2 separate regions of the Mus musculus genome follow, and region 1 is linked to region 2. A link is a loop called in an ENCODE intact Hi-C map of the cell type or tissue named here. Cell type or tissue: gastrocnemius. All regions are shown on one strand.

Region 1 (8,000 bases), 70 kb after region 2:
TTGTTTTTCTCTGGGTACTATGAGTCATGGGAAACTGGTTAGGATGTATCTATTTCCAATAAAAAAGAAAAATATATTTTTTAATATTTTACAACTAGTCCAGTTAGTGTTACCCCTATAGCTGGAAGGAAGGTGAAACATGAAGAGGCTCCTAGAAGACACTGAAAGGAAGTGTGAGGGCCAGATATGATTCTGATAGATTAAAGGGAAGGGGGCAGATATGATTCGAATACATGAAAGGGAAGGGGGCAGATATGATTCAGATACATGAAAGGGAAGGGGGCAGATATGATTCGGATACATAAAGGGAAGGGGGCAGATATGATTCAGATAGATTAAAGGGAAGGGGGCAGATATGATTAGGATACATGAAAGGGAAGGGGACAGATATGATTCAGATAGATTAAAGGGAAGGGGACAGATATGATTCGGAAACATAAAGGGAAGGGGGCAGATATGATTCGGATACATAAAGGGAAGGGGGCAGATATGATTCAGATAGATTAAAGGGAAGGGGGCAGATATGATTCGGATACATGAAAGGGAAGGGGGCAGATATGATTCGGATACATGAAAGGGAAGGGGGCAGATATGATTCGGATACATAAAGGGAAGGGGGCAGATATGATTCTAATAGATTAAAGGGAAGGGGGCAGATATAATTCGGATACATGAAAGGGAAGGGGACAGATATGATTCGGATGCATGAAAGGGAAGTGGGGAAGCAGATATGATTTGGATACATGTACATATGTGTGAATTATTCATAAAATGGGAAAAAAGCCTCTTTTGGACTCAAGATATTTTAAAGAAGGTAACTAAATCAAACTAGGCAACCACTGCAATAGTTAGTTGAGTAGTTATTTTTCTCCTACTCCAGGCATTTGTCTGGAGTTGTGTTTTTCAAGGCCTGATGTTATTGGCTTCCATTGAGTTAAAACCAAACATTCTACTAAACATCCCACAGTTCTCAAGTGTCTTAGTCAGCCTTAATTACTAGCTTGTCTAAAAATCTTTGAGAGGAGAAACCTCAATTAACGAATTCCCTAGATCAGGCTTGTCTGTGAACATGTCTCTGAGGGATTGTCTTGATTATTAATTGATTGTTGAAGCATCCAGCTTACTGTCAGTGGCAACATATGAAACAGATAGTCCTGAGATATGGGGGGGGGGGGGGAAATGTGGCGCTAGCTAGCCATTACCCAGTGAACAGAACCAGAGAGCAAGCCAAAAGTGAAATTTCTCTATGGTTTCTCCTTTGAGTTCCTACTTAAGTCCTGCCCTGACTCCCCACAATGATGGACAATAACATATAATATGAAGTAAACTCGTTCATCCCCCCGAGCTACTTTTGGTTGTGGTGTTTGTCACAGCAAGAAGAAAGAAACTAGAACAAGATGGACCCAACAGCAAAGACTGAACTAACCCTTCATTCCCTTACTGTGGACCTCAGCAACTCAGTAGACTAGGAAATGCAGAACCACTCTTCAGCTCGATCAATGTCAGTCAAATCAGTTAACATGCCTATATGGTCTCTTTTCTTGCTAAATTGTGTGGTCTTAAAGAATTTCTAAACATGAAAATTGCATAATTGTGTAAAATATCATCATTACCTCTTTCCTCCCAGGATTAAAGAATTTTTTGAGACCCTACTTCATTTGTTTGTCTTCTAGGCAGTGCATTTTACTTTTTGTTATGATTAATTTTTGTTATTTAACTTAATAATAGACAAGAAACAACATTCAATTGGTATTTAAGCTTCTATGTTAAATTACTTTGAATATCTTAGTTTTGAAATAACTTTTAAAATATACTTTGGCCTTTCTTGGCTATTAAACCAAGACCTCTCCTTAAGTATACTGTATATTTTTGAGGAGTCTACCTTCTTTCTTGTGTTCAGGGTATGTATAGAGAGTTCTCCTAATCCATAAGAAGCTACTCAGATAGATAATTAGATTATCATGCTACATGATCTTATCACACTGGTTTTAAGCACATGGAGGTAAGTGATAGAAATTATAAGCCATTTCTCTAGAGAAACTGTTTGGATCATAGCCACAGTACATTCACTTGAAGAATCATAAGGAATGGTTTCTCAGGTAGGTCAGAACACAAAGCAATCCCTGATTTGCACTGAAAAGTGAAAATCCCTTTATGAAAAGCAGGTCTAACTTTCCCTATCTCTCTAGGCACCATATGCCAAACACTAAAAGTATGCAGATGAGATCCCACCCATTCTACAGGGATAGAAACAGTTAAGTAGTTTGCTCTGATTGCATAACCATGAAGAGGTTTATTTAGTGTAGCAACTTGTTCAGAAAGCAGTTTTGTTGAAATGTAGGAAGAGCCTCTGTTAATTGCCTTGAACAGGAGTCAGCTTTTTTTTTTTTTTTTGAGTGGCAAGTCTAGTAAACATTTCAGGCTCTATAAGACATATTTCCTCGGTCAAAGCTGCTTTACTGTTTTCCAAAGCAGCTGTACACAACACTGAAGTGATGGCTGTGGCTGTTTCCCACTTACAGACCTACAGGTGCCCACACCTCCCTCCACACACTTTTTACTGCTCAAGGTGTTCAGTCCAAAAAATTGTGTGTGTGTGTGTGTGTGTGTATACATATATATATATATACACACATATACATATATATGAAGAACATATATAATCTTGGGATTCTTAAATCCTCAGGTCATCCAAAATTAACATCCTATTTTTTTTAACCTGGACTCTGTTATTATATACTCTTTTCTAGCCAAACTTTTGGGTTCCTTGACAAGTAGAAATGCAGGTTTTACTAGAGCTGCATGAAGTTGAAGAAAGCACTGTTCTCTCCTACTGCCCTGTGGACTGACTCTAGTAACTACTTTTCTGCGACTAGATGCCTTATCCTTTTTATAGAGAGACCTTTTCATGTCATGGCCTAGAAACTGTAGATGCCCTCTGCAGTTAAGCTAGATTATTTCTGGATGGCTAGCTATAAAAGTGAAATTAGAATTATACAACTACCACTCTCTAATTTGGTATGGATTGTTTTTCGATAAAAATTAGTTGAATATATTTAACTAAATATAGCATAAATTTGGTTAAAGTCAACCTATTGCATGAATACAACATTTGAATGATGTTTTGAGTTCTCGAGTGTCTTAACTGGCAGCTTAACTAGTGTTGCAGAACTTAGGCATCTAATTTTCCATTTGAACCTCTGACTATTAACCTTTGAAATGGGGAAAGGGTAACAATCATGATAACTGCACTGAATTTTGTTAATGCTGGTTGAAGGATGTTAAGTAGTTTTATTGCCTAGCATTATTTCATATGAACATGAATTTTAAAAATTGAGATTAAATGAATTTGATTCAATACAAAATTTGCTAAATAGCCATGGTCAAAAAATATTTCCTTTTGATTTTGCAGGAAATGATAGTAATTAGTTTTATTTTAATTAGCAAATTCTTCTACTAGGAAGATAGAGATGTGTGGATTCCTGGAGTGCTTACCAAGCTAGCCTAGCCAAATAAGTATGCTCCAGGTCAGAGAGAGACTCTATCTCAAAACTTGATTTGGACAGTGATTGAATGAAACTGTTAACCCCTAGTCTCTACACATATATGCAATACATACATACATACATACATACATATATATTCATACACACAGATGAATACAAACATATAGCACATGTACACAAACGAAAGAGAAAATAATTTTTGGGTTGTTTTGGATTATTTTATATTGATATTTCTTACTTATTTCAATGCACTGTTTTGCTAATTTTATTAGTGAACATTAATATCATAAAATAATTGGATTCTCCATGGTATTATATAATATACTTGGATCATATTCTATACTATACTCCCCTCTCTTGTCACCTCCTATGATCTCTCCTCTACTTTCACATTTTCTATTTTAATGCTACTTTAAACATATAAGAGAAATCTATGGCATCTGTTCATTTTGAACAAATGCGTTCACATATTTATATATAATATTTTTTTACATCTAGAGTGCTGGTTCATAGGGATACAAATAGACAATAGTGAAGGTAGCCATCATCTATTCTTTATTATAAGAGATTGAAAATCTCATTATTAATGCTGCCACCGCAAACTCAAAACAGTTGTTTATTTCTTTGATATTTTAAAAATCTACTTCTGAGATTATAATTTGTATGTGTTGAAGCTCCCGGAGCCTTACTCATCCATATTATTACATCTATTTTTGATATCCTTGTTCGGCTTACATTTAGACAGTCATGTTGACAAAATATTATGGGTATAGCTTTTGACATTATAAGAGACAATTTCACAGCAAAGTCCATTATTCTCCAGTTCCTTGAATGTTTCTGGCCCGTCTTCTACAATGTTCCCTGAGGCCTACTTGCAGGAATGTTTTGTATCTATTAGGACTGAGCTTCACAACTCTGCATTTTTGGTTGTTTGTTGTTTTTTGTAACAGTTTCTGTTGCAAAATGAAGTTTCCTTTATGAGGGGTGAGGACTCACTTATCCCTGAGAATAAGGACAGAGAGTAAAAGTGTAGTTAGGGATTTCATCAGTTTAAGTTTAAATATTATAAGGGTACTACTCATCCTTAGAAACTAGTTCAAATATCATTTCATTAATATAAAATTATTTGGTTCCAAGCTTCTTCTTAGGCACATTCTTATGCTGCCTTTGCCTCTCCTCCTCTCATTTCTTTTATCTGCTCCTTCTCACTCTCTCTTTTTTCCTGCAAGTGGTAGATATTGATGTGGAAAATGCTTTTGTGTGATTTCAAAACAAGCATGATCCTTTCTATTTACCAAGCATTTCTTCAGAGGCCTCATGATAGATGGAGTAGAATTTGGGACATCAAAGAACTTAATTTGAAACCATGCTGTTTATTAAATAGCCTCTAGGTTGAGGGAGTATTTGAGAGAGGGGGTGGAAATAAAGGTAGAGGTAACTAGCCAGAAGAAGATCACAAATAAACCAGAAACAGACATTCATTATATTTAAATTTATATTTATATTTGAGTAAGCGGAGTTACTACGTGTTCCACTACTGGCTTTTTATCTACTTGTGGTTGTAGTAACTACCAATTCAACTCGATCTTCTGGAGCCAATGTGTGTGTGCATTTAGACTGAATGTGTGTGTGTGTGTGTGTGTGTGTGTGTGTGTGTGTGTGTGTGTGTGTATACTGTATTATAAGGATAAACTGGTTGTTTTTTCTTTATGCTAGTACAATGAGTTTATTTGATTCAGGAGCTAGTTTGAAGGTCTGCATTTAGGCATTTATTAAATCATCAACATTTTTTGGAAAGGTTAAAACCTCTATCTGTTTCCACTTAGGATTGCTCTTGAGGTGAGGAAGGGAGGAACATTTTTCTATCCTCTGCCTAGCCCTGTGCCTAATCTTAAAGTTAATTGATGGTTGAATCAGTATTTACTTTATAGTACAAATAATAAGAGTTCAAAATGTTTCTATTTGACAAATTAATTCAATTTAAAGCCAATTTCTACCACAAAGAACTAAATGTATATTTTGCTCTTAGAGATTTTACAGTATTGATTAATATACTGAAAAATAACTTTGGAGCTAAATGGGATATCAGAAAAAAAAAAGCTTTATTTACTTTTAAGTTCAAATTTTACATGCTTTTGCCTAGGGAAGTTGATGAATAAATCAAAGAATTGTCATGAGGAGTCCTTATGTAGCTTCTAAATCAAGGATGAGTATATATAAGTATATAGTATTCTATAGTGATGTGAAAACTACAAGTTTTTCATTGTTAAACATTTGTAAAAAGAAATTGCCATATTTAAAAGTACATATAACCATATGTTTACGCATTTACAACAAATATGATAAAATATGCTTTAGGTTGTTAAAGGGACATCCTTTATGCAAAGAAAATGAAATTGAGTGGGGCAGAAACAGGGTTCTCACATTTTATATTCGGTACTATTTGGTGTCTTAAGATCACAGTAATAAGGTATTTTGTAATTTTAAAAATACTATTTATAAACTTTCATACTAAAATATTCTAATTCATCAACAGTTAATATGCAATATATACTTACATGAAAATATTACTTGTAACATAGTATCATATACAGTGGATATATACAATACATTTTTGAAAAACAAAAAAAGAAAAAAACATTTTACTATGTGCATATATATTCAACTATCAGCTGGAGAAATTTAGGTAATCAGGCTACTCCTTGTTTATATTTTCACTCTTTTAAAGTTTAAAATAGATTCTTTATAGCTTTTGGATAGTTCATGAAGCATTTTGTACAACATATCTGGACCACATTGATGCTCCTCCCAGAGATCCACCTATCTACCTGACTCAGTCAATTGTGTATCATTTTTCAACCATCAAGTCTAGTTTGTACTCTTGGCTATGTGGCTATCCACTAACGCTTGATCACATCCGTAATGAAAAATGAATCCCCATCTCCCAGCAGCTCTCAATTGCCAGTGGCTTCTTAATTGGGGATAAGATTTTGTCCTATCTGCCCTTTCCCATGCTGGGATGTTTGTATAGAACTTGTACATGTTGTTATAAATGCTGTGAGTTAATATTTACAACAGCTTTGCTTTTCTTGAATCCATCATCTCTGTTCTTTGGCTCATACAGTCAGTCTTTTTACCCTTTCTCCCTTAATGACTCCAGAGACTTTGGAGGAAGGATATGATAGGTATTTGGAGCTGAGCATTATACATTCTCTTATTTTCTGCACCTTGACCAGTTGTGGCTTTCTGTATTAATCATCACCCATTACAAGAGAGAAAAGATATACTTATCTATGTACATAATGATAACTCCATGTGAATTGGTTTAATACTATGTCCACTTAGCAAAATAGCATTAGTTTATTCCCTGTGGCCTATTCCTTGTGTAGCCACAGACTTGTAGCTAGGAAAATGGTGCCAGGTATTATGGAACAGGTCATAAATTTAATCATAAAGTGCTTATAATTTCCATGATATTTCTGTCAGTATTTCATCAATGGGCATGTCTTGCCATGCATGTTATTATTGTAGCGTACAACATTCAAAGCTGAATAAGACAAATGATCACTTTTATCTTCTGGAATCATGCCTTCTAGCACTTAACACCTTCTAGCACTATAAAAGCTAGTCAGTAGGGATGAAACTTTCAGGTCAGCACAAGCTCAAGTTCTTCATGATATATGGTTCATGGGTGTGGTCTGTTCCTCAACGGGGTCAAACTGTCAAGTTCTGGAAGATAGTCAAGAGCATTACCAATAGCGTGTAATGTTTAGGGGTCTATGACAACCCACTGGCAAAGACTCCAAAACAAATAACCTGTTTCTGCTACTGTGAGTTTTGTGAACTGGTGGCATAAAATGGAGAAATTGGAATCTGAGTATAGGATAACTACATATTTTAATGATTTTATACACGTGTATAGGTGCATTTAAGAAGTTTCAATAGTAGTAGAATTTTTCAAAAGGTCCTTAATGTTAATTATTTCTCCCCTTATTCCTTCCTCTGCCCTGCCTTCCTACTAAGTCTTCTTTAATATGTTTATGCTTATAGTACAATGCGTTTTATGCAGCCTTCCTCTGTCTACCATTTGAGGAAAGATCTTTTACAACTAGGTCTCTAGATTATGTTATAATGGGCAAGACAGTGTTGCTGTTGGTTGTTGCAGCATTTAAAATAACAATCCATCACTTTATCTCCTTAGTTACCAGTGTAAAAAGGGGATTTTGTGGTCTAAAACTGATTACATTTCCTTTGCTAGGAACAAGTTTGGTAGGAATCTTGATGTATTGGAAAATACCAAGGTCACAGTCTCAAGTATTCCCAAAAGTTTCTTCCAGTGGCCGGTATTAGAGAGAACACAGTTGGAATTGCCTCCTAGTTTCTAGAGATGTGTACATGATTATGGGATGACTCACTGTTTTTACTTAGTTGACTCCACTTTCATTGTGGACAGACTTTCTGGAGGGCCAGCTTTACTTGCATGTCTGTATCTAT
Region 2 (8,000 bases):
AACACAATGGAAAACTACTTAGCAATAAAGAGAGAATTATGTAGTAATCCATATAAGAGTTTGGATAGATATCAAAACATTATGTTTAGTGAACAATGTAAGACAAAAAGTACATATTTATTATTTCATTGTCATAAATTCTGGAGGGAAAAGGCAAACGAATCTATACTGACAGAAAAATTATTCAGAGTGGGAGTGTGGAAGGGATGGGTAGACCTACAAATAAGCACAAAAGAATCCCTTCACATATATCTTGAATAAAGATACTATTATCTGGAAATGCACATATGAATAACAGCAATATGAACTAACCAGTACCCCCAGAGCTCATGTCTCTAGCTGCATATGTAGCAGAAGATGGCCTAGTCAGCCATCATTGGGAAGAGAGATCCCTTGGTCTTGCAAACTTTATATGCCTCAGTACAGGGGAACACCAGGGCCAAGAAGTGGGAGTAGGTGGGTAGGGGAGTGGGGGGGGTGTAAGGGTATGGGGGACTTTTGGAATAGCATTTGAAATGTAAATGAAGAAAATACCTAATTTAAAAAAATTGGAAATGATATAAATAAATAAATAAATAAATAAATAAATAAATAAATAAATAAATAAATAAATAAAATGGACTTTAAAAAACAAAGACTCCAAGATTACTAATAACATTGTAATACTTATGTTACAATTGCAAGTACCCCGGAGCTCTTGACTCTAGCTACATATGTATCAAAAGATGGCCTAGTCGGCCATCACTGGAAAGAGAGGCCCATTGGACACACAAACTTTATATGCACAGGGGAACACCAGGGCCAAAAAATGGGAATGGGTGAGTAGGGAAGTGGGGGGGGGGTATGGGGGACTTTTGGGATAGCATTGGAAATGTAATTGAGGAAAATACGTAATAAATAAATTAAAAAATGGAAATGATATAAATAAATAAGTAAAATGGACTTTAAAAAACAAAGGCTCCAAGATTACTAATAACATTGTAATACTTATGTTACAATTGCAAGTACATTGTTTATTTTGGTTCTAGCCATGTAAGAACAGCAAAGCCCCTTCCTTTCATAGGGGAAGAAAGAAATAATTAGCTGTTTTAGTAACTGTACATTTTGTATATGTTTAGGTAATTCTTAAATATTATAGGAAATAATAAATATATGGTGCCAAAAAAAATTCCAAAACTTAGCAGTTTGTACAGCTTTAAATGTACGTGGTTTGTTGCATGTAACTTCTATCTTTATAAAGCTACTTATAATCTATTTGCCTGATCAGTGGCTGACTGGTGAATGAAAAGTTGTCCAGGCAGAAACCTAGGGTGTCTTGAACCCTATTGGAAGCAGCCAGAGTAAGAGAAGTAAACAGATTTGTGGAATATTTCAGAATATACTCATAAGAGCAAGTAAATGTTCACCATTTTCCAAAGGTTTACTTGTTTTAGTTTTCTAGAGCAAAAGCTAGGGAAGATTCCATTCTGAAAGCCCCCTGAACTTGTAGAGAAACTTACTATGAACTCAAATGACCTGGGAGAACACCATGGATTCTATTCAACTGCTAAAAATATTTCAAGGGGAAAAAAAAGAGTAGGAGGAAGCAAAAGAAAAACATTGTGTAAGTACTAATTTCTATCACGTTCTTCAGCAGTTGTCTCTTGATTGTGAAAGCTAAGTAGGAAAAGTAGATTTAAGATGGGCATCCGAGTACAAAGTTCAAGTGAGACCACAATAGTCAATCCTCCCCATCATAATATCATTTTGAGATTTTGTTTCACTTTAGAGTTTAAAAAAAAATCGAGAAAACAGCTCAATCTGGAAAGGTTTCAGTAGCAAGCCTGAGGGCGTAAGCTTGAACCCCAGTACACACATAAATAAAAAGCTAGGGAAAGGCACTGCACACTTTTAACCCCAACATTGCAGAGACAGGTAGATCTCTGAGACTCACTGACCAACCAGCCTACCCTACATGATGATGAATTCTAGGACAGTGAAAGACCTTGTATAAAAGAAACATGTTGGGTGATGACTGAGGAATGGCATCCACAGTACCACAGTAGTCCTTGGGCCTTCACTAGTGTGTGTGTGTGTGTGTGTGTGTGTGTGTGTGTGTGTGTTTCTCTGTGTAAAGAGAGATCCTTCCAACTTTTAGAATGCTTCCTTATTCACAAATTGATTTTACACATTGGATCTGTTTTCACTGTCACTGCAGCCATCTGAGGGGAGGTATTTTTAGCTTCAGTTTTCTGTGAGGATGTCTGTAAAGACAACGTTGATGCTGTGGAAGCAACTTACACTTCAGACCACTTCCTCCTGTGTTGGAATCTTCATTGTGCTTTCCACTATGGCAAGAATTCTTTCTCCTGTTCACTTCCCCCCTCTCTACAACATTCCCTCTTTCCTTTGGCCATTTTCCTTTCAGTGTTCTCTTTCACTGTTGGTCTACAGAAAAACAGTTCTCCTGGCCCTAAGACATATATTCATTCTATTCTACCACCTTGCCCCTTCATTCAATACCCTTGGACTAAATCATTCAAAAGCTTTGGTAGATGTGAGGTTGTAATGACTATTCAAAAATAAGGTCTTTGGGACTAGAGAGATGGCTCAGTGGTTAAGAGCACCGACTGCTCTTCCAAAGGTCCGGAGTTCAAATCCCAGCAACCACATGGTGGCTCACAACCATCCATAATGAGATCTGACGCCCTCTTCTGGTGCATATGAAGACAACTACAGTGTACTTAGATATAATAATAAATAAATCTTTTAAAAAATAAAAAAATAAGGTCTTCAAAGTATCCACATTTCAGCACCCTACACTAGAATACTGAGAATTACCCATTTTACAGTTGGACAGCTTTTGAATAACTTTGCTATTTTTTTTTTAATCCTAAAGAGTGGTTTGTGAAACTAAGAAAAAAGCAATAACAAATGCACAATAAGGCCTCAACTGCCTTACTCACAGCAGATAATTTTTCACCTGGGAAGGAGGAAGCACTCTCAGGTCATTTTGTTAGAAAAGTTTACTTTATGCTGTTTTCCAAGAGTTGTGGATCTGATGAGTGTACAGCTAGTGTAGAAAAAAAAAAAAAAAAACCTGGAAAGTTTATGTTCTGCTAATATGGGAAATACAACAATGTCCTTGCTTCCCTTCTTTATCTGTGAAGCAGAGTTGATCATGCATACTTCTTTTCCCCCTTGAGGTTTCAGTTAACTCCTTCAATAAAGGTAAACTCTCAGTACAATGGATAAAGCACCCCCCCCCAACTGTAGAAGCCTGTAAATGTGGAAATAGCTAGTGTGATTGCATACTCCACCAACGCCAGTATTTGAAAAGCTGAATCAGAAGGATCATTGGGGTACAAAAGAAATCCCTGTCTCGAAAGAAAGATAAAACAATGCCCCCCAAAACAAATAAGAACACCGTGAGTCTCACAAAACAAATGCACTCATGTGCCTGCTGGGACAGATCCAGAGGTTAAAGCCATTTACAAGTGATGGGGTCTACAACCTTTCTCTAAGGACATTTTCTGTATAGGTCTAGTCTCCATCTTTCTATTGCATACTTGTCCCTACAGTTGGGAGTATCCTACATCATCTTCATTCACTCTTACTTGTCCATCAAAAGAAAGATCATCCCTCTGTGATTCCTCTACCAAAGGTAAGGGTTTTCAAGTGCAAACAATTTAGACATCTAAAGGATTCTATACAAACAACGCTTTGGACAAAATCAAAGGTTCGTGTATGCATGACAAGTGTTTTTGACATTTGTGTTTGCCCACTTTTCTGGATGATTTTTGCCTGTGCATGTCTGAAGAAATAAAACGTATAAATTACAGGTAATTCCCAACAGAAAGAAGGGCTGGGAATAAGGTAGAAATGACCACCATGGGCTTCTTGGGCCCAGAATTCCCAGATCAAATGGCTTGGTGTCAGGAATTCCCAGCTATCCTACAGGAGGATCTCAAAGGTTTCAGCAAGAGTTGCTTTGACTGCAGCTTGTTCTTTAATGTCAGGAGACTCTCCCTTCTGCTTGTCCTGGTGGGCCCTGGGGGGAGCGGGGAGGGAATACCTAAGAGCAATTGGTAGCTGGTACTTCTAATGCCTCTTCCTCCTCCAACCTCCAAGAGTCTGTTTTGGGATTGGGTTCAGGAATGAAATTCTGCCTGTGCTAACCTCCTGGGGAGCCGGTAGACTTGTCTGTTAAAAATCGCTTCTGCTTTGGAGCCTAAAGCCCGGTTCCGAAAAACAAGTGGTATTTAGGGAAGAGGGGTCTTCAAAGGCTACAGTGAGTCATTCCAGCCTTCAACCATACTACGCCAGCACTACGTTCTCTAAAGCCACTCTGCGCTAGCTTGCGGTGAGGGGAGGGGAGAAAAGGAAAGGGGAGGGGAGGGGAGGGGAGAGAGAAAGGAGGTGGGAAGGCAGAGAGGCCGGCCTGCGGGGGCGGGACCGACTCACAAACTGTTGCATTTGCTTTCCACCTCCCAGCGCCCCCTCGGAGATCCCTAGGAGCCAGCCTGCTGGGAGAACCAGAGGGTCCGGAGCAAACCTGGAGGCTGAGAGGGCATCAGAGGGGAAAAGACTGAGCTAGCCACTCCAGTGCCATACAGAAGCTTAAGGGACGCACCACGCCAGCCCCAGCCCAGCGACAGCCAACGCCTGTTGCAGAGCGGCGGCTTCGAAGCCGCCGCCCAGGAGCTGCCCTTTCCTCTTCGGTGAAGTTTCTAAAAGCTGCGGGAGACTCAGAGGAAGCAAGGAAAGTGTCCGGTAGGACTACGGCTGCCTTTGTCCTCTTCCCCTCTACCCTTACCCCCTCCTGGGTCCCCTCTCCAGGAGCTGACTAGGCAGGCTTTCTGGCCAACCCTCTCCCCTACACCCCCAGCTCTGCCAGCCAGTTTGCACAGAGGTAAACTCCCTTTGGCTGAGAGTAGGGGAGCTTGTTGCACATTGCAAGGAAGGCTTTTGGGAGCCCAGAGACTGAGGAGCAACAGCACGCCCAGGAGAGTCCCTGGTTCCAGGTTCTCGCCCCTGCACCTCCTCCTGCCCGCCCCTCACCCTGTGTGTGGTGTTAGAAATGAAAAGATGAAAAGGCAGCTAGGGTTTCAGTAGTCGAAAGCAAAACAAAAGCTAAAAGAAAACAAAAAGAAAATAGCCCAGTTCTTATTTGCACCTGCTTCAGTGGACTTTGAATTTGGAAGGCAGAGGATTTCCCCTTTTCCCTCCCGTCAAGGTTTGAGCATCTTTTAATCTGTTCTTCAAGTATTTAGAGACAAACTGTGTAAGTAGCAGGGCAGATCCTGTCTTGCGCGTGCCTTCCTTTACTGGAGACTTTGAGGTTATCTGGGCACTCCCCCCACCCACCCCCCCTCCTGCAAGTTTTCTTCCCCGGAGCTTCCCGCAGGTGGGCAGCTAGCTGCAGATACTACATCATCAGTCAGGAGAACTCTTCAGAGCAAGAGACGAGGAGGCAGGATAAGGGAATTCGGTGGAAGCTACAGACAAGCTCAAGGATGGAGGTGCAGTTAGGGCTGGGAAGGGTCTACCCACGGCCCCCATCCAAGACCTATCGAGGAGCGTTCCAGAATCTGTTCCAGAGCGTGCGCGAAGCGATCCAGAACCCGGGCCCCAGGCACCCTGAGGCCGCTAACATAGCACCTCCCGGCGCCTGTTTACAGCAGAGGCAGGAGACTAGCCCCCGGCGGCGGCGGCGGCAGCAGCACACTGAGGATGGTTCTCCTCAAGCCCACATCAGAGGCCCCACAGGCTACCTGGCCCTGGAGGAGGAACAGCAGCCTTCACAGCAGCAGGCAGCCTCCGAGGGCCACCCTGAGAGCAGCTGCCTCCCCGAGCCTGGGGCGGCCACCGCTCCTGGCAAGGGGCTGCCGCAGCAGCCACCAGCTCCTCCAGATCAGGATGACTCAGCTGCCCCATCCACGTTGTCCCTGCTGGGCCCCACTTTCCCAGGCTTAAGCAGCTGCTCCGCCGACATTAAAGACATTTTGAACGAGGCCGGCACCATGCAACTTCTTCAGCAGCAGCAACAACAGCAGCAGCACCAACAGCAGCACCAACAGCACCAACAGCAGCAGGAGGTAATCTCCGAAGGCAGCAGCGCAAGAGCCAGGGAGGCCACGGGGGCTCCCTCTTCCTCCAAGGATAGTTACCTAGGGGGCAATTCAACCATATCTGACAGTGCCAAGGAGTTGTGTAAAGCAGTGTCTGTGTCCATGGGATTGGGTGTGGAAGCATTGGAACATCTGAGTCCAGGGGAACAGCTTCGGGGAGACTGCATGTACGCGTCGCTCCTGGGAGGTCCACCCGCGGTGCGTCCCACTCCTTGTGCGCCGCTGCCCGAATGCAAAGGTCTTCCCCTGGACGAAGGCCCAGGCAAAAGCACTGAAGAGACTGCTGAGTATTCCTCTTTCAAGGGAGGTTACGCCAAAGGATTGGAAGGTGAGAGCTTGGGGTGCTCTGGCAGCAGTGAAGCAGGTAGCTCTGGGACACTTGAGATCCCGTCCTCTCTGTCTCTGTATAAATCTGGAGCACTAGACGAGGCAGCAGCATACCAGAATCGCGACTACTACAACTTTCCGCTGGCTCTGTCCGGGCCGCCGCACCCCCCGCCCCCTACCCATCCACACGCCCGTATCAAGCTGGAGAACCCATTGGACTACGGCAGCGCCTGGGCTGCGGCGGCAGCGCAATGCCGCTATGGGGACTTGGGTAGTCTACATGGAGGGAGTGTAGCCGGGCCCAGCACTGGATCGCCCCCAGCCACCACCTCTTCTTCCTGGCATACTCTCTTCACAGCTGAAGAAGGCCAATTATATGGGCCAGGAGGCGGGGGCGGCAGCAGCAGCCCAAGCGATGCCGGGCCTGTAGCCCCCTATGGCTACACTCGGCCCCCTCAGGGGCTGACAAGCCAGGAGAGTGACTACTCTGCCTCCGAAGTGTGGTATCCTGGTGGAGTTGTGAACAGAGTACCCTATCCCAGTCCCAATTGTGTCAAAAGTGAAATGGGACCTTGGATGGAGAACTACTCCGGACCTTATGGGGACATGCGGTAAGTTTATACTAAAAATGCCTCCTTTTGACCAAGGGCACAGAGTAAGCAGTTTGCATTTTGTGGGATCTAGGGACTCCCGCCCAATAGAACAATCGGAAGGATCCTAAGTCAGCTCAGACTAGTTCTATAGGAAGGTCTGTCCTACATCTGGAGCCCTCGTGGGGACTGTCATCTTGTGAAATGTTCCGCCTAAGCCCAGGGAATCTTTGCTGCGCTCCGGGGTGCTAATACGTGCTCTTTGAGATTCCCCTCCAATTCCCCTAGCTTTCTAAACTCCTCCATTAAGATCTTTCTGATATTTCAAATCCTATGAGTTCCAAACTTAAATCAATTGCATGGGCCATTTTCAGAAATGACGCCTGTAAGCTCTTCACGGTTTTTCATTCTTTTCCTCAAAGTTCTGGAAACACGATCAGACATGTAGGGAGTTTCTTGTCTTTGGGTCTGTTGGTAATCACCTTCCAGACCCGTGAAGTGAATGGTCTTGGCATAAGAAAAGGGAAATAAAAGCAGAAACCTGATTTTCGGCCCGCATCCTTCAAAGAGAGATAATAGAATTCTCAATTCTCCTAGAAAGAAAAGCCGCATCTGGTTGCTAAGGGACTTCGGGGTGAAAGACGCAGTTTTCTTTCCCAGGAAGTCACCAGTGACTTGCTCTCCGGTTAGAGGTCAGCCTTGAGAATTCAACAAGGCACATTTAGAGCAGGTAGATGGGGTTACTTTAGTGGTAAACGCCGGGCAAAGTTTACTCTCACTATTTCTCAGCATGGGCTGACTGTTTGTGTGGGCCAGTTTTCTCTTGAAAAGTCTTTACTTTCTGTAGATTAGAATACATCAGAAAGTCTCCGTTTGGGGCTTGCACCAGACCTGTAAAGAAAAGAAATGTACTGTAAATGATAGTTTGAGCAGGTTTAAGTTTGACTCACAAGTGTTACAAACAGAACAGAAC

Evidence for each region. Peaks named below come from ENCODE experiments on the same cell type or tissue, not always from the same donor. Only the 100,000 strongest peaks of a DNase experiment are listed, where the experiment ranks them.
Region 1: it touches region 2 in a loop (2.5-fold over the local background); 3 of 42 quality-filtered maps call a loop at or near these places.

Annotation. Positions count from the first base shown.
Region 1 is chrX:98,214,004-98,222,003 of GRCm38, forward strand. The region is part of intron 1 of Ar (androgen receptor); the gene reads left to right. Among named protein-coding and RNA genes, the nearest start is that of Ar, 69 kb to the left of the region's middle. In gastrocnemius, no CTCF peak of the experiment used is centred here; no DNase peak of the experiment used is centred here; H3K27ac peaks cover 1,802 bases.
Region 2 is chrX:98,144,287-98,152,286 of GRCm38, forward strand. It overlaps Ar (androgen receptor), which reads left to right and starts at 4,471. Exons shown (of 8, transcript NM_013476.4): 1 at 4,471-7,048. The coding sequence starts at 5,496. In gastrocnemius, no CTCF peak of the experiment used is centred here; DNase peaks (open chromatin) are centred at 4,537, 4,843, 5,817, 6,342 and 1 more place; H3K4me3 peaks cover 4,122 bases; H3K27ac peaks cover 4,077 bases.